Regions from separate parts of the Homo sapiens genome. Here region 2 is linked to region 1. Evidence: read pairs that join two places in POLR2A ChIA-PET (ENCODE). Cell type or tissue: PC-9. All regions are shown on one strand. Links, peaks and the distances in the headings refer to the core of each region. The heading gives the core; the rest is flanking DNA.

The links. ChIA-PET counts read pairs that join two places held together with the same protein. Peaks named below come from ENCODE experiments on the same cell type or tissue, not always from the same donor. Only the 100,000 strongest peaks of a DNase experiment are listed, where the experiment ranks them.
Region 2: POLR2A ChIA-PET joins it to region 1 with 18 read pairs; 3 of 35 experiments call an interaction of 5 or more read pairs at or near these places.

Annotation. Positions count from the first base shown.
Region 1 is chr21:36,717,848-36,729,225 of GRCh38, reverse strand. SIM2 (SIM bHLH transcription factor 2) reads right to left here. Exons shown (of 11, transcript NM_005069.6): 4 at 9,297-9,405; 5 at 6,096-6,181; 6 at 2,908-3,107. Among named protein-coding and RNA genes, the nearest start is that of SIM2, 24 kb to the right of the region's middle. RefSeq lists an enhancer at 8,928-9,714. In PC-9, for the core only: no CTCF peak of the experiment used is centred there; no DNase peak of the experiment used is centred there.
Region 2 is chr21:36,771,158-36,782,535 of GRCh38, reverse strand. The region is part of intron 6 of HLCS (holocarboxylase synthetase); the gene reads left to right. It overlaps LOC105369305 (a long non-coding RNA gene), which reads right to left and starts at 4,649. Exons shown (of 2, transcript XR_937700.3): 1 at 1-4,649. In PC-9, for the core only: no CTCF peak of the experiment used is centred there; a DNase peak (open chromatin) is centred at 9,205.

The sequences.
Region 1 (11,378 bases), core at 1,718-9,717:
ACCGTGTGGGGATGAAAGAGGCTTCCCAGACCCTTTGGATGCAAAGTTACAGAACAACGGCCCCAAACGTGTAAATGAATCAGAAACACATGTATTAAGTTTCTCATCAAAGTACACACTGGCTTTAAAAATTAAAGGGAAATGGAGGGGTTTGGCAAGGTGCCCTCCCGGTTTTTTCCAAGCCTCTAGTGTCTGAAGACCTGTCAGAGGAATCTGCCAAACCCCAAACATCGCTGTGTTCACCCATCCTTAGCAAAAGCATCAGCTCCAGTTTCAAAGAGAAATACCACAAAACCCTGACAAACCCAATTTCAGGTTACGGCGAGTTCAGTTGTGTCTGGGATTGTGCGGGGTGTGGCGCCAGACAGGCCCACGACCACCCTCGCTCCTGTGACTTGGGGCCGCTGGACTTCGGGCAAAGCCCTCGTCTGGCTTCTGGGGTTTGGACTCAGAAGGGACATCTCCCACCCTGCTTGGCCACTCTGCTGTCCTCCCAGGGCTGGGCCAGCCCAGGCCCCATCCCCTTGGTCACAGACTGACTGTGGTGACTGGGAAGGCCTCTGCAGCATTCTTCTGACCCCTTTCAGCCCCTCCCATGTGACTGCAGCTCAGAAAAGGCCTCAAGGCTTTGCTAGAAGTTTCCTGATATGGCAGGAACAACCAGAGATCTGGGAGAGGCAGGATGTCTCCTTCAAGACCACCAGCCTTCTTTTCTGTTCACTCCAGGGGTGCAGCCCCTACACCCTGAGACGCGGGAGCCCCCTCTGGCGCTGCAAAGCCCCATCCAGGCCCTGTCCAGGCCTCCTTTAGGCACAACCTCCTCTACCCTTGGCTGCCTTTCCAGGCAATGTGGATTGAACGGCTTGAAAAGCCCTCAGGTCTCTCCTCTGGGGAGACCACTTCTTTCCTGTTCTCCAGAATTCATCAGTCTCAGGGGTTTCCTAGAAGGCCCAGAGGAAAACTAGGAGACGAAACAAGGGGGAAACCAGTTGGATCCTCCTAGATGTCTCTGATAATGACTTTGGGCAGCTGATGTCCTTCCAGCCACCTCTCAGAAGTGGCTCCCAAGTCAGAAAAGAGGGAGCAGAGGGGTCCACCCTGGCTGGGGCAGCTTGGCTGCCTTCTCTCCCTGCAGCGCCTCCCTCTGCATGGCAGGAAAATGGCATTTGTCGCTCTTGGCCGTCCCCAGAGGTGCTGGCAGCTTTCCCCAAAGAGCGCTGTTTCCTGTCTGCTTGGAGTTTCTGGGAAGATGCTGGTGACCCTGACACACTCACCCTGCTTCTGAGTGGTCCTGAAGGGTGTCGACAAGGAGCCAAACTGACTCCTGTCTTTATCTCTTGCCCCTAACCAGGAAGATCTGTTTTTTCTCTATAGAACATCAATAAATGGTTAAAATGATCAATTTTATGTGATGTGTATTTTACCACAACTTTAAAAAGTGAAAAAGAAAAGAAAACAGTAAATCCTGGCTTCTGGACATACAGAAAGCAAAATGTATCTCTCCTCCCCCCGCCAAAGACTCATCGCACACACACACCCCACGCCAGGAGCGGGGTCTCTGATGGCTTATTCCCGACTGCACAGCTGAGGAACCTACCTGCCAAGAGCTAAAGTGGCCTTGCAGGTAAGAGAGGCTTCACTGTTTCCAATGCTTCCGTCTATTATCTAATCTCATCTTTCCTAGCAGTGAGTGGGCAGGCTGCGCTGCTGTTTTACAAATAAGAACATGGAAGAGGCCTGACTAGCACGTGGCCTCAAGACTTGGGAGGGGTTTGATGGTTCCACAGAGTGGACATGTGTCAAAGCATCACAATGTACCCCACAAACACCACAAAACCCTGAAAACCAAACGCAGTTAGCGTTTGTCACTTAAAAATTCAATTCAGTTTTAGGCTGGGCACAGTGGTTCACTCCTGGAATCCCAGCACTTTGGGAGGCTGAGGCGGGCGGATCACCTGAGGTCAGGAGTTCAAGACCAGCCTGGCCAACATAGTGAAACCGCATCTCTACTAAAAATACAAAAATTAACTGGGCATGGTGGTGGGTGCCTGGAATCCCAGCTACTTGGGAGGCTGAGGCAGAATCGCTTGAACCTGTGAGGCAGAGGTTGCAGTGAGCTGAGATCGCACCATTGCATTCCAGCCTGGGCAAAAGAGCGGAACTCTGTCTCAAAAAAATTAATTAATTAAAATTAAAATTCACTTCAATTTTAAAAAACTCAGACTTTAACTGCAGACTCAGTTAAAAAACTGGGACTGCAGCCGGTTCTAGGGGAGAGTGAAGGCCACTCCAGCACGGGTCTGGAGAGAGGTACTCCCCAAGGCCAGGAGAAATGACCTCATCCAATCCCCTCCTCCCAGCCCAGATGTAGACAGGGCACCCATGAGCTGTGGGAAGAGCATCCCCCAGGGTAGATAGCGTCTCTGCTCCCAGCCTCAGCCCTGTGGTGGCTTCACACCAGCCTGAGTGCCAAGGCCCCCCACACACCGCACACAGGGTGGAAATTTTCTGTTTGTTCTAAAGTCCTCCTTGGACGCAGGAGGCAGAGCTCTGACATCATGGCCTTCAAAAAAGCCCAACCTGTGCTCACAGCCCATGTTTTCATTTCAAACTCTAGTGATTCAAATAAGTAAATAAAATAAAACAAGTAATCAATAAGTAAATAAAATAAGTAATCAATAAGTAAATAAAATAAGTAAATCAATAAGTAAATAAAGTAAAACAAGCCCTTGAGTCCTAAGGCTGACATATGTTCTTTCAGTTCATAAATTGGTTTTGCTTAATCCACATTCCTATTATGACTTATTCCTTGTTATGATTTGGCCAAGATGGCAGCTTTCAGGGACCCATTTCCACCACCGGTGTCTTCCAGAAGGCCACAGCCACTGTGGCAGGTGCCGAACTCACCTGGAATCCAGGAATATCAGCTTCAGGTCAAGGCTGGCCCTGAACATGAACATGTTACTGTACAGCTTGATCTCGGTGATGGCACTGGGTGGCAGCGACTGGCCCACGGCCACCAGCCCCACAATCTGGTAGCAGGAGTCGTACAGGGACATGTCCAGCATATACTGCCTGATCTTCAAGTAGCCACTGCAGTGGATGACCTGGGAGTGGAGAGGGCAGGGTCAGCCACTGGCCACTGGGGTTGGGCTGGAGCCCACTCCTCCTGGCTCATTTTCTCAAACATGCTAGAATATCTCCCAGCCCAGCCTCTACTCCACTGTGCGGCCCAATGTGCTGACAGGCACCGGTTCATTGCTTAGGAGAAGTGGAGAGCTGTGCTTCTTAGGAAACAACATAACAGCTGGAAGCAGTGGCTCAGTCTTGCCATCTCAGCACTTTGGGAGGCCGAGGTCGGGGGATTGCTTGAGTCCAGGAGTTCGAGACCAGCCTTGGTGACATGGCGAAACCCCTTCTCTACAAAAAATACAAAAATTATCCGGGCATGGTGGTGCATGCCTATAGTCTCCAGCTACTTGGGAGGCTGAGGTGGGAGGATCACTTGAGCCCTGGAGGCGGGGGTTGCAGTGAGCCGAGATTGTGCCACTGCACTCCAGCCAGGGTAACAAAACAAACTCACAAGACAACAAAAAATATCATAATAAAATATAAGGGTTGTCTTATCCAATTGACTGTACTGTAAGTAACTACAAATTAGGGCCCTGTCATATATGATGGAGATATACATATGAGCTCACTGCCAAGCTGTGAGTAGGTAACACAATAAAGGCATCTGGGGGAGGCCAACCATTTGTTCCACAGTGCTTGCATCACTGACGATGCTGCTTACCACCTTCCAATGGGATTGAACTTGGCATCTGTATCACTCGACACGCTGTACCAGTAAATAAACAATTCTTTCCGTAGATTTTTTTTTAGACAAGGTCTCACTGTCATTCAGGCTGGAGTGCAGTAGTGCAATCAGGCTCACTGCAGCCTTGACCTCCCAGGCTCAAGTGATCCTCCCACCTTAGCCTCCTGAGTAGCTGGGACCACAGGCATGTGCCACCGTGCCTGGCTAATTTTTTAAAAAATTTTTTGTAGAGACAAGGTCTCATTATGTTGCCCAGACTGGTCTCGAACCCCTGGGCTCAAGCAATCCTCCCACATTAGCCTTCCAAAGTACTGGAATTACAGGCATGAATCACTGTGCCCTGCCCCAGTACAATTTTTTGAAGTCTTCATTTTTAATGTATTTTTATTTCCTTTATTTATAATTCAAGATTTTATTTCCTCATAATAATAAGCCAGAGTGGCCCTACAGAAGCCCTTCCAATTGCTATAGCCAAAAGCCATACAGACAAGAATGCAGTGTTTCGGTGTCAAACAGAAACATCTGTACAGCCTCGAGCGTCACTACTGGAAGCATTTATTCAAGCTGCAGTCTGTGAAATCTTGACAGGGTCAATATCATCATGACAACAGTGAAGAATCTTAGCCTTAAGTTCTCTGTTCCAAAACTCTTTCTCCAGGATTTCTGAATGCATTCATCATCTTTAGGGCTAAAACAAATCTTAAAATCCTTCCAGTCTATTCTCCCATTTTACTAATGAGGAAACCAAGAACAAGATGGTGTTGTGTATTGCTTAAGATTGGACAGCGGACAGTTAATAAGTGGCAAAAAAAAGTCAAGACCCAAGTCCCATCCAGGCGCGGTGGCTCCTGTCTGTAATCCTGACACTTTGGGAGGCCAAGGCAGGAGGATTGACTGAGGCTAGGGACTCAAGACCAGCCTGGAAACACAGCAAGACCCCATCTCCACAAAAAATTTTAAAAATTAGCTGGGTGTGGTGGCGTGCGCCTGTGGCCCCAGCTACACAGATGGCTGAGGTGGGAGGATCATTTGAGCCCAGGAGTTTGAGGCTCCAGTGAGCTGTGATTGCACCACTGGACTCCAGCCTGGGTGACAGAGCAAGACCCTGTCCCTTAACAAAAAGACCCAAGTGCCCTGAAGAATGTCTGTTGGCTCCTGGGGCCCCACCGTGGCCCAAAGAGGCTTAGTATCTGGGACAAAAAGGAAGAAACATGTCCCCCGAACTGTAACAGCACAGTGAGATATAGGTCAAAGGAGGAGCTCAGAGTGGGGTCAAAGAGGGGAGCTGGGGCGGGGCCTTCCAGAAAGAGAGGACAAAGGCACAAAAGTGCCCTTTCCTCTCACCCCATCCTCCTCCCTTCTTTTCTAAGAGACAAATCCTCCTGGAAGAAAGTTTCTGGCAGCTTTCAGCCTCATATTGATGGGTTATGATGTCTGTCCTCTGAGGTTGGAGAGATGGCAGTGAAGATGCCTGGGAGGAGGGTAAGGAGCCCAGAGAGGGGACAAAAGTGTTGGCGGGGGGCACTCAGCACAGACTTCCCCCGACCCACTTTTCCCTGGGGGGCGGCTGACTCTCGTGCCCTGAGACATGACCTACTCCTCCATTCTGGAATTAACAAGAACAAGCGGTGGTGTCTGGCAGAGACGTGGAGCCAGGGAGGAGCATGGGCTGGGCTCAGAGTCCCAGCTCCGCCACCAAGCCCCTTCTGCCGTCCCTCCTCTGGTCCTTGACTAGAAAACTGGGCCAGTGCTGCTCATTCCAATGGGCAGCTGAGATGCTTGAGGGAGTGGCCCAGGTGTGGTGCCGCAGATGAAAGCTCTGCCTTGGACCTTGGAAAGGGCGCTAGCATTATTGTGGTGCACACCGTCATCGGCGGCAGGGAACTTGGTGGAGCATCCCAAGGGGAAGGGCAGTGTCCGTGCTCTGGATACCACTGCCAGCTGCACTGTGCCCAGGAGGATGGGCCTCTATAAACTCCAGAGGCGGTGGCTCCACTGGGACTGGTCCACATGGAAAGTGCCAAGGTATTAATAAAATCTGCCCTAAGCCACACTGATTCCGGGTCTTATGCGATGAATTCCAGCCAGCTGGAACATCCTCCTAAAACACCAGCTCTCACATGAGCCTCCAAGAGACTGTGCACCACGTTGCTGGAGAGCTCTACATTAGTGGGGATGACGAGTTTGTGCTCCCGTGCCTTCCTTTCTGCAGACGCTCTTGAAAACACACATTGAAGACCCTTAGCCAGCTCCTCCCCGCACCCATGACTCCCCGTACCTTGTATCCGCTGCAGGTCAGGCCCGCGTTCCTTTTCGCCAAGACACATTTCATTCGAAGAAAGAACGACCTCTCTATCTCATACTCTGCAAGCAGGAGCAAGATGAGGTTGGCAGCTGTCCCTCCGTGCTTCCCCCATCCTTATTCCAACCGCACCAATGTGTTCCCAGGGCCAGATGCAGCACCCAGAGGCCTTCTCAGTGTGCCCAGACCCTGCTCAGAGATCTTCGGCCTTGGCTGAGATCTGGGTGGGGCAGTGGAGACACCAGCCCAGTCCTGGTGTGGCTTCCTTGGCTCTAAAGGAAGGCAGCCAAACGAGGCCACCCCTGAGGCCCCTGATGGGCCCTGCAGAGCTCCACCTGCCGTCGCCCGCTCCTGGGGGCCGTGGGCTCCAGGAAGGCCCAGAAGCCTCTGACCTCCCTCAGGGTAGCAGGACTTGAGTGTGTGTGACCCAAGGCTTGGCAGATCCATGCTTTCACCCTCATTTCTAGCCCCAGAAGGACCACCCCGTCTCTGTCTCTCCAGGGCTCTGCCCTTCCCACTCACTCACTTTGCTTTTGCAGGCCTCCCACGCAAATCTCTGACCTCACTATTGTCAATGCAAATGTGTCCCCTAAGGAAACACCCTCTGTTTCAGGAAGGGACACCAGCACTCTAAGACACAAATAGAGAAGGACCTCTAAGGGAGGGCGAGGTCACTCCACTCTAAATAAACAGCCCTTTGGTGGAGGTTAATACATGAATTTTTAAAGGAAGGTTACCACTAGGAATGGAAGCAAAGTCTTCCACCCTCCCTGAGGTCACTGCCCTGTGGAAGCTCAGGAATCACCTCAGAGGGCACCCCCTGCCCCAGTTGGAGAGGCTGCCATATTTTACCCACAATTCCCCCTGCAGATGGTGTCTTTGGGCAAAAAGCTTCCCTCTAACATGGCTGCCTGCCCCAGCCATTTCCAGACAAGCACGGTGGGTGGAAGCTCAGGTCTAAAAATACATCAACTGGTCATCAATTACCAAGTTCTGGGGAGAGCCCATTTCTCACAGGTTTATCATAAAACAACGGGGGTCATTTCAGACACGGAAAGTCAGCAAGGGAGCAGCTGGGGAGAAAATGGAGCAGCTGGGGAGAAAATCGAGCACTTGGGAATCTCAACCCCTGCACCCCTCGGCCGGCTGTGGAAATGAGTCAGGTGCGGCCTCAATGCTTCCAGCCCTTGTTGCTTCAGACTCAAAGGCTACAGAAACAGGGCATGAAAGGGTCTCATGATATTCCCAAGACTCATTTGCTCTCATTTATAATCCCTCTTTGGGAGGTTATGACCCAGGCAGGGTAAAATGAAACCGGGGGTAGGGGGAGAAAGCCCAGTCCCATACAGTTAACATACTGTGCAATTTTCAGGCCAGGCACGGTGGCTCACGCCTGTAATCCCAGCACTTTGGGAGGCTGAGGTGGGCAGATCGCCTGAGGTTCGAGACCAGTCTGACCAGCATGGCAAAACCCTGTCTCTAATAAAAATACAAAAAAATTAGCCAGGCGTGGTGGCAGGCACCTGTAATCCCAGCTACTTGGGAGGGCTGAGGCAGGAGAATCGCTTGAACCCAGGTGGTGGAGGTTGCAGTGAGCCGAGATCACACCACTGCACTCCTTGCCTGGGTAACAAGAATGAAACTCCAACTCCAAAAAACAAAACAAAACAAAAAACCGTACTGTGCAATTTTCAAAAACAGTAACAGCACTATGTTCTGCAATTCTCTGACACCTGTTGTCTTTGTCCAGCTTTAAACAACCCCACAGTGAAAGAATTCGATTCAGGTGCGATGTTCTAGCCTAGCCCTCATTTTTTAGAAATTACCTCTTCAGAGCCATGATTCATGTTGATGTCTGCAGACATATCATATCCAAGAATCAGACCTTAGCTACAACTAGGTGCCCCATCTCATTTCAGAAACCAACATGCCAGGCTCTCTCCTTGGTAAGGAATAATTAGACTCCAGTGACTATTTCTGGAGCTGGAACTTGCGGGCCACAGAACTGTCTGCAAGGGATTTTACAACTGTGTGTGCTATTTTGTATTCTCTCTTCCCAGCCCGAGAATGACCTCTCCCCACCAACCCCCAGAAGACAGCAATAAGAATGCAACTCATGTTTTTCCTGCAGCCAGCTACCCCATTCTCATCACCCTTAAAGCCTCTTCTTTTGCATTTTGTTCCACTGGGGTATTCTGGCCAAGCTGGGTGCCATAGTCCAAAGCACACATAAGACCCATTTGTCAAGAGGCCTGTTGGCCTCACTGGATGGTTGGAGGGAGTTAAAAGGCCAGGGCCCCTGGAATAAGTCCTTCTGTATCTTCCTAGCACTCATCACAATTGAAATTTAAGGAGTCATTTGTGTAATGACCAGGGCTTCTTAATGATTTGTGCCACAGCACAAAACCTACAGATCCCTACTTGGAGTAACATTTTTAAATACATAAAATAAAATATATAAGATTACCAAAAAAGCAACTGTATTGGAAAATAATTATCAAAATATTTCAACACAGTGATACGGATATAAATGTGCTGCTTTATTAATACATAAATAAGAAGATTCAGTAGCAGGTCTTAGAACTCCTGAAATTTTGAAGTAGGCATGTGGGCATAAGCGATATGTTTAAACCTGCAAAACTTTCCTATGATATGGAAAACATCTGTGATTTCTATTGTTGGCAAAGCCACAGGTACTAGGGACCCCAAGATGGTTTATCATCTATCATCAGAAGCAAAGGAAATGCCAAATTTCAACTGGAGGAAACACATATGTAATTTTCCCCATGAAATGTCATGGACCACCCCCGACCCCCGAGTTTTAGGCACGGCATCTTGGTTAAGGAGAAGCTTGGTCTAGACCCGTGATGCTGTAATCCCTGGAATTCTGACCCAAGAGCACGAGGGGAGCAGGCTTGCACCACTTTTGTCCTCTACCTAGCACTCAACACGGGTTCTGGCCAACAATAGGAGCTTGATGAATATTGGCTTAAAAGACACAGGTATCAATGCAAATCCCCACGTGGTGGGTGCTGTGTGTGTATTGGAGAGACCTGGGCTGGGCAGTCCTAGTCATGCCCAGCCACTTGGCAGATGTGGGAAGCAAAGCCCTGAGTTCCATTTAAGAATGTCGCCTTGCTTTTAGTCTGTTTTTTTTTTTCCCTCTGGATGGAATACCTTGGAGCAGGTGGTGGTGCAGCGGCTGGTGGGCCGTGAGGACAGCGGTCATCTCATCGTGGTCAGAAGGATGGATGTATTCATAAATACTGTTGCCCGTGAGCTCCACCTGCCGTGGAAGGGAAGGGTCAGAAATGCCACCGCCTCTCTGGGATTGGCGCAGGGGGAGGGGCAAGGTGTGTCACAGGTGCTCACCCTGCCAGGAACAGAACTTTGATCTCTGCTGACAACCCACACCTTTGCCAAACGCAGAAACAGTTTTCTTTTCTCAACAGAGCTCAGAGCTCTGAACTGTCTCCCACACTGTCTAAAAAGGCCATGGCACTGAGGCTTGAGCTTGCAGCCAAGAGAACCCTTAGCAGGAAGGACCAGAAAGCAAAGGGTGGAAAAGGTGGGCACCAGAGGTGGGCGGCGCTGCTGGCCTGGGCAGCATCCTTCATACAGAAGAGGGCTTGAAACAGACCCAGGCCAGGGTCTCTGTCCTTCCCTTGCTGGCGATCTGAGGGGACTGGGTGGCCAGAAGGCCAGCTGTCCTGTCCACATAGTGCTCCCTGTGGAAGTGTTGTCCACTCCGAGGCCGACCAGCCGTCCACGGCAGGGGCGCCACTGCGCCCGAGGAGGACATGAACTCAGACAAAGGCCCTTTCTTCGTCGACTCTGAGCTGTGCCCCTCAGGCGCTGCCAGGCCTCTCTCACATTACCAGCAATGAGTCTCTGGCCCTCCCAGTCCGAGATGACTGTGCTAATTCTGTGGCTCCCGCCCAGGGGTGTGGCTGGGGCTGTGCGTGCCCTGCGGGAGGGTCTGGGCCTGCTCCAGAGAGCCACGTTATATGGGGATTATGTCCTGGGGTTGCTGCCTCAACAGTCCGACGCTACCTATTTCCAGACACAGCCCACAGAGGACAGCACATCCATGTCACTTTGCAGGAATGGATGGCCCCAGGAAAATACCCATCATAGTTACAATTTTTACACAGAGGTCCCTGGAGGCCCAAATTCCCGAACTTGAGAATCTTTCGAATGTTCTCTCAAACATAAGCACCAGGAGAGGATATGATAGAGTCTCAACACCTGGGCCCCCACCCACCTTAAGATGGACAGTGGCACAGAATGTTCTAGAAATGACTAGCAGAGCAGCCTTCTGAGCAGTGGTGGGTGGATCCTATTTTTAGAGCTATAATCAATAGTGCTGAGGGTGGCAGACAAGGACAGTGAGTCGGTGAACCCCAGCATTGTTCAGGGGAGGCCCAGGGGCAGTGGTAGGACTTCCTCCACCACCAAGGGGAGTCCCAGTGCCCAGCCTGAGAAGAAACTCAAAGCATGTGGGAAACCGTCCTTGGGTGGCGAAGGATCTTGGGTAGGTCTGGAGAATTCCTTCTTGACCCTGCCGGAAGGAGAGAGGGTAACTCAAGATAACAAAAGGAGGCTCATGGTGTGTCTTGTCCCGAGCCACCCCCTTGTTATTTTTAGGTGTGTCTTGCTGCAGGTGTCGCTGGGAGCCTGTGGCTCTCCATCAGAGGAGAGACAACATGATTATCTGCAAAGTGGCCATCCTGACGGTGCCACCTCACGCAACAGGACAACCCAGCCAGCTGCTTAATGGAGAAGTTCTGGGAGTTGCAGTTCCAGATTAGCATCTAGGCCATCAGCTTTTACTTGGGACCAAGGGGTCGTGGAGGGGTGAAGTGATTTATCGCACTCCTCTGAGCCAGTTCTTCCAATTTGTTAAGAAGAGCGAGTTGCTTTCTTATTCAGAATAAGTTACACTTCTGGCCTGCTAAGTCATCTTGTCCCTAAAACGGCTCTCACAGTTCTATGTTTTACATTATTCATGGAATGTTTCCTTCCAATATTATGCAAACAGAGCAACAGAGAGAATCCTATTAGAGGAATCCTCCCTACCCTCTACTTAACACCCACTTCCCAAGCCTGGCACTTTCTCAACAGATCTCCCAGACGGACATTCGCCTCCCTGAAAAGTTTATTACAGGATTTCATTTAAGAAAAATAATAAAACTAAATATTCTTCTTTCGAGTCATTCCTGTTAATCCTTAAAAAGTTTAAATAAACTGGCAACAGGT
Region 2 (11,378 bases), core at 1,259-9,258, 54 kb before region 1:
CCAGAACTGGTCCAGACCTCTTAAGGAGGTCAGGTCTCCAGCCTGTTTGTCTGGAGTATTAAGGTAAAGCCTCAGTTAAGGTTCTTATATGTAGATTCTTAAATGTAGTCCACATTAATATAAACTCATTGTCTTACTACCCATGTGCTGCAAGTACCTCACATAGACCTGTAGGTGCAAAGATATTTGATTGAGAACAGGAGTTCTGAAAGCTATTTCAAGAAGAAATCAAAAAGGTTTCTTTTGGAATTTTCCTACAGGATCATTGGCAGAAATTTTTTTTTAGTCTTCCTCAGAAGGAGTACTTCAGTGGAAAAAGGATGGGCTCATCAAAAATGAAGGAAAATTTTCAAATTCATTTCAATGAAGTAAATAATATTGATACTTAAATCTGTTAAAGACAGTATAAAAATTACAGGCCAGTATCACTAATGAGCATCAATGCAGAAATTCTAAATAAATATTAACTAACAGAATCTAACATTAAGACAAATGTGATTTTTTTTTCTAGGAATGCAAGATTGGTTTAATATTAAAAAAATTAATAGATCTCTTAACTCATTAATATGTTAATAGATCAAAAAAGAAAAATGTATGATTATTTCCATAGATACTGAGAAAACACTTTATAAAATTCAACACCCTGTCCTGATTTTTAAAAATTCCAAAAATAGGACTTAGTGGATAATTTACTGACTTGTAAGTGTCTGTGAGTCCTAGATAGCATCTTATATAGCAGGGAAACACTAAGAAACATGGCAAGGAGGCCCACTGTCTCCACCTCTGTTTGGCATTGTACTAAAGGTATTAGCCAATCCAAACAGACAAGAGAAGTCAATTAAAGGTATCATTGAAAAAGAAGTAAAACTATCTGTTTGCAGAGGAAATGAGAAACCTTAAAGAATCAGTGATTCTCTAACTCAAACAATAAGAGAATTCAGTAATAGAGCAGGATATAAAATTATTATACAGAAATCAATAGTTTTTATATACAACAAGCAATAACTAGTTAAAGGAAATTATGGGATATATTCATAATAGCAACAAATAAGATAAAATACGTAAGATAGTGCATAAGAAATATGCACAATCAACACAAGATCACTTTAAAACAATCTGAAAGACACAAAAGTATATTTGAACAAATGTAAGTCATCCTTTGCTCATAGGTAGGACAACTCAAAATCACAAAGATGGTCAGTTCTCCCCAAGTTAATTTATACATTTAATGCACTTAGACTAAAAATACCATCAAGGCTTTTTTTTTTTTTTTTTTGAGACAGAGTTTCACGCTCCTGTTGTCTAGGCTGGAGTGCAATGGCATGATCTCAGCTCACTGCAACCTCCGCCTCAGCTCCACCTCAGATCATCAGGCCTTAGATTCTCATAAGGAGTATGCAACCTAGATCCCTTGCATGCGCAGTTCACAGTAGGGCTCCTATGAGAATCTAATGCTGCCGCTGATCTGACAGGAAGTGGAGCTCAGGTGGTAACGTGAGCTGTGGGGAGCGGCTGTAAATACAGAGGAAGCTTTTCTAGCTTTCTTACTCACCTGCCTGCCTGCTTCTCACCTCCTGCTGTGCAGCCTGGGGGGTGGGGGGGTGGGGCAGAGCTGGGGACTCTGCCCTAATATATAAGAAACTCTTAACTTTTGAGTTAACTCAAAAGACATTAACTGGTCATTGACTGTGTATACACACGCACATGCACAGACACACGCCACTGTCCATTGGTTAGGCTGTAGGGAAACAGGTATCTCTGCGCGGCTGTGTGCAGTAGTGGGGGTTCTGGCAGAATCTGATAAAGCTACCAGTGTGTTTACCTTCTGGCTCAGCATCCCACTTCCAGCAATTTACCCTGAAGATATACCTCCAGCAATATAAAAATCCATGCGAATAAGAGTGTTCATTATACTGTCCTTTTAGGAACTACCTAAATGCCTATACATAAAAGAGTGGTTGAAGAGGCTGTGCTACATCCACAGAATGGAGTCTGCTCAGCTTTAAGAAGAAATGAGGAGCCGGGTGCGGTGGCTTATGCCTGTAATCCCAGCACTTTGGGAGGCTGAGGCAGGCGGATCACGAGGTCAGGAGATCGAGACCATCCTGGCTAACATGGTGAAACCCCATCTCTACTAAAAATACAAAAAAAAAGCCAGGCGTGGTGGTGGGCACCTGTAGTTCCAGCTACTTGGGAGGCTGAGGCAGGAGAATGGTGTGAACCTGGGATCGCGCCACTGCACTCCAGCCTGGGCAACAGAGTGAGACTCCGTCTGAAAAAAAGAAAAAATGAGGAAAAGCTCTATGAACTTATTTGCAGCTGCTCCCCAGCACTAGCAACACCGCCTCAGCTCCACCTCAGATCATCAGGCCTTAGATTCTCATAAGGAGTATGCAACCTAGTGGTTCCCGGGTATATTAATTGTGTGGGGTAGGTGGATGGGGGAGACAAAAGAGCATCTACAAAATGGTAACTTTCTGTAAGGAAGACAAGGAAATAAGAAAATATGCATGTATCCATTCATTTGTGCAAAAAGGAACACAGGAAGAATAAACCAGAAATGAATGAGATTTTGATTTGTGGTTTACAGAAAGGAGGTGGAGTGGGAGACCTAGGTAGAAGGAATGGGTAGGGGAGTGTGACACTTCTCGGAGTATACTTGTCTGTGTACAGTTCCGACTCTGAACCAGGTTAAACAATGAAAAAGAAAGAAGGATTGGTGGGGTTTGGGTGTGGGGGTAAAATGTAATATAGAAGTACAGTTAAACCTAACCTGATTTCAGACAAATAAAATAACCACACTAAAGTAAAGGGGAAAAAAAAAAGAACAAATCCAAGGAAATGTTCAATACAATATTTGAATCTATACCCTCAGGCTAAGGGCAAAAAAAACTGTAAACAAATATTGAACTCTAGTTAGTAAGTGTGATTTCGCAGTAATATGGATCAGCACTGCTGAGACCACTTCCCCCTGTGTATTATGGCATTGAGCAAATGAATAAATAGTGTAGATAATGCAAGCCAGATTTCCCACTATTGGAGAAAGAATTTATGAATATAGAAAAGGAGGGGCTAGAATGAACCTTGTGGTATTGGATTGGATTGGAGTTTATGATGAACTTATGGTTTTCAAACTGGATGGATGGATGGGTGGTAGATGGATAGATTAGATAGAGAAAGAAGATGAGAATCTAGAGGAAGGAAGAAAGAAAGAAGGAAGGAGGGAAGGAAGGAAGGAGGGAGGGATGGATGGACGGAAGGAAATACAGTTGACCTTTGATTCATCAGGGGTATGAACTGCAGGGGTCTACTACACATGGAATTTTTTCAACCAAAGCAGATTATTCATGGGATGTGAAACCCATGTATATGGAGGCCAATTTTTTGTGTACTCAGGTTCCACAGAGCTCACTGTGGGACTTGGGAGGCAGTCTGGAACAAATCCTCCATGAATACCAAGGGACAATTGTAATGCATATATACACCCTAGACACACATGCACACATTTTCTATCTCTTTCTTAGCCCCAGTTTTTTTAAAAGACCGTTTTTCACCAAAAGGAACCAGAGCTCCTTGGAGAAATCGCTGATTCCAGGGCAGGGGCTGAGAAAGTTCAAGATGAGCCTAGAACCTCTTATGCCTGAAAGTAGAGACCTCTTATGCTGAAAGATGACTGGGACACACCAGTAAGACCCAGGAGCCAGACTGAAGGAGCATTCACTTGCCAGATATGTGGCTATTTGAGTATCAAAATAAAAAATGATAGGAAGGCATACAATCTACTGAAATAATAAGAATCTATAAGTCTACTCTGATATAAATAAATTAAAAGATAAATAATAAGTGGAGGGGAGAAGAAAAAGTTACTCCTTACAGTAGAACCTCACAAGTGAATATGGAAGAAATGATGGTTCAGAAAAATCTGTTTGGCAACCATCAAGTAAATAATTGATTCAAGGCCAGGCACGGTGGCTCACACCTGTAATCTCAGCACTTTGGGAGGCCGAGGCGGGTGAATCGCCTGAGGTCGGGAGTTAGAGACCAGCCTGGTCAACATGGAGAAACCCTGTCTGTACTAAAATACAAAAATTAGCTGGGTATGGTGGTGCACACCTGTAATCCCAGCTACTCGGGAGGCTGTGGCAGGAGAATCGCCTGAACCCAGGAGGCAGGGGTTGCAGTGAGTGGAGGCTGCACCACTGCATTCCAGCCTGGGTGATAGAGTGAGACTCTGTCTCAAAAAATAATAATAATAATTGATTCAAGCAGCCAGGCACAGTGGCTCACGCCTGTAATCCCAGCACTTTGGGAGGCAGAGGTGGGCGGATCACAAGGGCAGGAGATCAAGACCATCCTGGCTAACATGGTGAAACCCCATCTCTACTAAAAATACAAAAAAATTAGCCGGGCGTGGTGGCGGGCGCCTGTAGTCCCAGCTACTTGGGAGGCTGAGGCAGGAGAATGGTGTGAACCCGGGAGGTGGAGCTTGCAGTGAGCTGAGATCGTGCCACTGCACTCCAGCCTGGGCGACAGAGCGAGACTGTGTCTCCAAAAAAATAAAAAATAAATAAAAATAATAATTGATTCAAGCAAGAATCATTCATGGATACTAAAACTAATAGATTAAATTTCATGAGAAATAGATTTATCTCCCCATAAGTGCTTATTAATTACAAAGGCAATTTAGTGGGAAAACCCAGCACAAACCACATAACCCTGTGGGTCAAAGTTAACATCCCTGATGTCAGGAGACAGCACTGCCTGCCTCCCGATGTCAGGCCCTGAGGTCACAATATCGCTTCCATGTATTCCTGCTAGAAATGCACCCCTGAGTCTTATAACGGGGGTATCTGATTATCTAAATTGAGGGACATAGGACAAAATAACTGCCCCTGCTCTTCCAAAAATGTCTGGATCATGAAAAACAAAAAGACTAAGAAACTGAACCAGATTAAAGGAGACGAAGAAGCCGTGACAGCTCAATGCATCAGATGATCCTGGATTTGATCTTAGACCAGAAAAAAAGAGCATTATTACTAGGACAATGGACACAATTTGAATACACTCTATAGATGAGATCTGGGGTTGGCAAAGTTTGGCCCTTGGGCCGAGTCTGGCCTGCTGCCAGTTTTCGTGCCGCATGAGAGCTAAGCATGTTTTTTTACATTTTAAAGGGTCAGAAAAAATTTTAAAGAATAAAATTTATATGACACTTTGGGAAAGGCAAAACTATAGAGAGAGTAAAAATACCGGTGGTTGCCAAAGGGTTCGGGGAGGGGAAGGGATGAGGGATGAATAAGTGAAGCACAGGGGAATTTTTAGGGCAGGGAAACTGTTCTGTGTAATGCTGACATGGTGGCCACAAGATGCGATGCATTTATCAAAACCCACAGAATGTACAGCACAAAGCACGAACCCTAACAGAAGCAGTGAGCTGTGGTTAATAGTCCTATACCAAGACTGCTTCAGAAATCGTAACAAATGACCACACCACAGCAAGATGTGAATGATAAGGAAACTGTTGGGGAAGGGGACATATGGGAACTCTTTCTGCACAATTTTTCTGTAAACCTAAAGTTGCTCTAAAAAAAATAAAAAAGCCTATTAGTTAAAAGGAATATATTGTGATACACAAACATTATGTAAAATTCAAATTTTTATGTCCGTAAATGTTGAGACACAGGCATGGCTGCCTTTGCCCTCGGACGGCAGGTTTGAGCAATTGAGCACAGAAACCATACGGCTGCAGAGCCTACAGTATTTACTCTCTGACCTTTTATAGAGAATTCTGCTGACCTCTGGATTAGATAATAGTGCCATATCAGCCGGGTGCGGTGGCTCACGCCTGTAATCCCAGCACTTTGGGGGGCTGAGATGGGTGGATCACAAGGTCAGGAGTTCGAGACCAGCCCAACCAACGTGGTGAAACCCCATCTCTACTAAAAATACAAAAATTAGCCGGGCATGGTGGTGCACGCCTGTAATCCCAGCTACTCAGGAGGCTGAGGCAGGAGAATCGCTTAAACCTGGGAGGCGGAGGTTGCAGTGAGCTTAGATTGTGCCACTGCACTCTAACCTGGGTGACAGAGTGAAACTCCATCTCAAAAGAAAAAAAAAAGCATAAAATAGTGTTGTAACAAGGCTGTTGATTTCCGTGATTGTACTATAATCAGGTAAGATAAACCCTGGGTTTTAGGAAGCTACACAGACGCATATAGGAATACAGAGACATTAGGGCTGCAGCTCACTCTCAACTGGTTCAGAAAATAATGATGGATAGACAGATGGACAAAACATATATGGTAAAAAGTGAACCTTTAGGAAATCTGGGTGCTGTGTGAAGGGCATGTAGGAATGCTTTGTACTCTTCCTGTAACTTTTCTTTAAGTCTGATATTATTTCGAAGTAAAAGGTTAAAAAGAAAAAAGTATTATAGACCTTACAACCAACCAGAACATGATTTGAATTTCTGGTTTGCTTGCTATGTGGCTTTATAGCAGTGGTTTTGCCTTTCTGAGACTGTGTCCTCTTGTCTGTGAGGAAGGACTTCTTCTCAGCTTTGGAAGGCTTGGATGAGATCACGAACCTAAAATGCCACTCATAGCACAAAAAATTGGTGTGAATTCCAGGTGACCAGTTGAAACATCTACCTGGTGCCTGCAGAAACACTGTTCGCAGACATCTGCTTGCTGTGTCGTCCACGTGAGTCGGTGTCCATCCTCTGAAATAGCGGCAGCACTTCCCAGTAGCAGACCCTCTTTAGGGGCAGGTGACTTATGGTCAAGGCTGTGGACACTCTCCACCAAGAGCCGCTCCACACCCAGTTGTAGAAAAATGGACATATTTATGAGATCTGAACAGCCTGAAAAGGGGGGTGAGAAGATCTTGTGGAGGATCCGGAGACTCCTGGCGGAGGAGTGGGGACAGATAGTCTGAGTACTGGTGTGCAGTGGCGCAGTGAAGGCTCGCCGTCAGAGGCAGGGATCTGCCATCAGGGCTACCGCTGAGGTACAGCCACAGAGGTGGCTGTGGGCACCATGAATATTTCTCTCTATGCAAGCTTCTTTGCTCATCTGTAAATTCTGTAATAGCACCAGTTTAAGATAGAAGGCAGTGGATGCGCAGGCATCTAGTATTTATGGTGAAGTGTCAGGGTAAGAAACAGTGGCTTGTATTCACTTTGATTGGATAATACAGACCAACATTAGTAAATGCTTGACTTACCAAAAAGGAGCCTCATTCTGAAAGCTGAATCCACTGGGCTCCTTGGGAGCCATGAAATGATTTATTTAGCAGCAATGTGGACGCTCTTATGCTGGACGTGGGGAAGATTAGCCAAAAACGTAAGAAGGGCAGGTATGCCAGGAGCTACGGAAATGAAGCGGGTGTCTCTAACAGAGGGCCTGACCCACAGGCATCTCTCTGCTTCTGGGGAGCTCCAGTGGGAGGATTGTGATGGCTCTGCTCTTTGAACAGTCCCGATTCCCGTGTTGCCTCCTACTGAAACATTCATCCTGTTCTACACCAAGAGCGGAAAGGGGATATGATTTAAAGCATACCAACAGAGTGCATTGAGGAAAGGGCAGGCCGTAGTGTCAAATCCAGAATAGAATGGAAGAATATATCAATAAAACTGTTCTATTATCTGCCTGGGCACACCTCTGACCAACAGTGTTTCTAAGCAGTCACCTAAACAAAGTCAGCCGAAGAGCCAGTTCAACCAACTATGTGTAGCTTTGCTGAGTAGGTTCAGAGACCCTAGAACTGGAAGTGAAGATTCTGCATCCCCCATTGCTAGTGTCACTTACAAGGTTTTTAGCCCAGATAGAGATCACCTTAGTGTGTGTAGGTAGAAGTGATGAGGGATGGGTACAGAGAGGAGAGGCATCACGTATAGAATTTTTGAGGAGTCGTAAAACACACACATTTGTCCCCACCATTCCATTCCTTCCCTCTGTCTCCCTGACTTCCCTCCTTATCCCCAAGAGGAGGAGGTAAGGGGAGGCGCTGCTTGTCTTCTGGCAGCAAGAAGTTCTAGGATCGACATGACAGGGACCACTTTGCAAATTCCATCATATTTCATTTTTACTGACACTGCACAAAATGTTCCATTTTATAGGTGACTGGAGAGACTGAGAGAGATGGATTCCCTTACTCCATGTTCATATCAACACTGGGATTCGAGTCCAGATCTGTCCCGTTCCCTGTCTGAGTCTCCACTCTGCTGTGATGTTTCTAAAGTTCCTTGGGAACCTTCCTGTAGCTGCCAGGAATAATATCCCCAGGGTCCCTGGCTAGGACCCTGCAGTGTCCTGGGGCAGCCACCTCAGCTTTGTGCCGTGGACCCTGCCGCCAGTTCAGAAGTCACCTGTCAGAAGTCGGGCCTCTTCTGCCCCTGACTGTGTCCCCATGCGTTGCACAGCTGTCTCATGGGCCTCACTCCATTTTACGGTGGAGGCGTTTTTTAGCAGAAACCACTGTTCATTTCCTTTCAAAAAACAATCTTGTGCATTCCTGCCTAGAAAGTAGCTTAAAAAAAATCAATCGTATTGTTAAAGTGTGACTTTAACAAAAATGAAATATCTTGATATTTTAGCGTTTTAACTTTTTAGAAAGTGCTACTCAGATGTAATGGTTGGTTTTTACAATGTAATATGTGTTAAAAGTAGTTCTGAAATGAAGTTCGGCACTGCTTCCTTTGAACTAAGCAGAGGGCAGCAGGGTTATGAACAGTGGGAATTCATCTTCCAGTCAGCTTTTTTAAAATGAAAAATAACTTATGAACCTTCAATGTGTGACTGCCTGGGGCCCCCTTCTCCCTCTTCCTCGCCACCTCCCATTGGCTTTCTTTTTCACTCATGAGAGTGTGTGTCTCTCTGTAAGCTAAGAACAGGGTCAGAGCTGAGAAAACTGGGGGGTAAAGAAGATAGCAAAGAGAAGCACAGACTGGTGTCAGGCCAGGACCATGAGCTGAGGAAGCCCTCCAGGCCCGAGGGAGACTTCGAGGTCGCCTCACACCCACCCCATGCCAGACTGCTGCAGGGCACGATGCCTCAGACTTAGGAGGGTTTGGGGTGTGTTTTCCAGAGAAAGACTTTACAACATCTTTTAGAAAGGGAGGCCAGTCTGAGGTACAGCCCAGCTTCCAGAGGCCAGCTGCTCCCAGTGGCAGACTGCCAGCCCTCCGTGGCCTTGGCCTGTGCGGCAGGGAATGAGCCACGGGACAGGTATGGCAGCCTGGGAAAGCTGCCTGCACTTGGCCGCCCTTTCTTTGCCAATCTGTGCTGGAAAGGAGATTGCTCCACCAACTAGTGAACTGGCAGCTGCAAGCTTAATCCACTGATAGGTTGGGCTTAAATAAATCTTTTTTTAATAGGATTTATAAAATGAATGCACTACAATTATAAAAATATTGGAAAATTCAGTAAAGTATAAGAGAGAAATAAAAATCACTTGAAATCTTACCACCCAGAGATTATATAGAACAACATAAAGGAGACATTTAAATCATCATATAATTCTACTTCCACACTTCCACCTTTTTTTTTTTTTTTTTGAGATGGAGTCTTGTTCTGTCACCTGGCTGGAGTGCAGTGGGACAATCTTGGCTCACTGCAACCTCTGCCTCCCAGGTTCAAGCCATTTTCCTGCCTCAGCCTCTCGAGTAGCTGGGACTACAGGTGCGCGCCACCATGCCCAGCTAATTTCTGTATTTTTAGTGAGACAGGTTTCACTCTGTTGGCCAGGATGGTCTCGATCTCTTGACCTCGTGATCTGCCCGCCTTGGCCTCCCAAAGTGTTGGGATTACAGGCGTGAACCAACACGCCCGGCCTCTTCCACCTTCTTGAGATAACCACTGTTAATATGTGTCCTTCTTTTTTTTTTTTTTTTTTTTTGAGACAGTGTCTTGCTCTGTTGCCCAGGCTGGAGTGCAGTGGCATGATCTTTGCTCACTGCAGCCTTGAACTCCCTGCCTCAAGTGATCCTCCCATCTCAGCCTCCCAAGTAGCTGGAACCACAGGCATGTACCTCCATGCCTGGCTAAATTTTTGTATTTTTTGATAGACATGGGGTTTTGCCATGTGGCCTAAGCTGCTCTTGAACTCCTGGGCTCAAGTGATCCACCCACCTCAGCCTCCCAAAGTGCTGGGATTACAAGCATGAGCCACTGAGCCTGGCCCCTGTATTTTTCTATAAATACATATCGTATATAAAGAGAATCATTCTACGATACTGTTTTTAACCTTCTTTTTCACTTTTTAACAATATAATGTCTATAATTATATATCTACATCATTGTAAGAGCTCCAAAATAAAAAATTTTTAATTATCAGAAAAATACTTTGTAAAATATATCTGTGTTTTCTAAAAAGAGAGAAATTCTAAAAGAATATACACTTTTAATGAGAAGTGGGACTTACCTAGATGACTTATGTTCTACTTAATATTTTTCTATATTTTTCAAATATGTTCACTCCCCAAGGTAACTGCAGCTATTATTTTGGTATATTTCCTAATAATTTTTGTTTTTTTTTTTTGAGTTGGAGTCTCTATGTTGCCTAGGCTGGAGTGCAGTGGTGTGATCTCAGCTGACTGCAGCCTCCGCCCCCTGGGTTCAAGTGATTCTCCTGCCTCAATCTCCCACATAGCTGGGATTACAGGCACCCGCCACCACACCCGGCTAATTTTTTGTATTTTTAATAGAGATGGGGTTTCACCATGTTGGCCAGCTGGTCCCGAACTCCTGACCTCAAGTGATCTGCCCGTCTCGGCCTCCCAAAGTGCTGGGATTATAGGCGTGAGCCACCGCGCCCGGCCATAATTTTTAAAAGCATACTTCAAAACATGATTGGACTCACGCTGTCTGTAGGATTTTGCATCCTGATTAAATCACCTAAAAGTGTCCGGTGGTCATCTGCCCACATTACTGATGACCACATGATGGGCTTTCATGTGGGACTGCTGTGGGTTTTTTAATTCTTCAACAGTGGGCTGTTTGGATTATTTCTGATTTTTCACACTGCATCAGTAATGCTGTGGTGAACAGTTGAGCCCCTGAATTATTTTGTGTCCCTGTCTGAGTCCTCCTCAGGCTTCAATTCTGTAGAAATACAGTCCCCGGGTCAGGAAGTAAACCATGTTTAAGGCTATCACTGGGTCTGAACAGACTGGTTTCAAGAATTTCTGCTCACTTGTTAGTATCAGATAAGCTGCTCACTAGTTATAATGAAATGGGTACTGCAAATAACTATTGTTGATTGTCTTGTTTCTTTTTATTTTATTTTATATTTATTTATTTATTTATTTATTTATTTGAGACGGAGTCTCGCTCTGTCGCCCAGGCTGGAGTGCAGTGGTGCAACCTTGGCTCACTGCA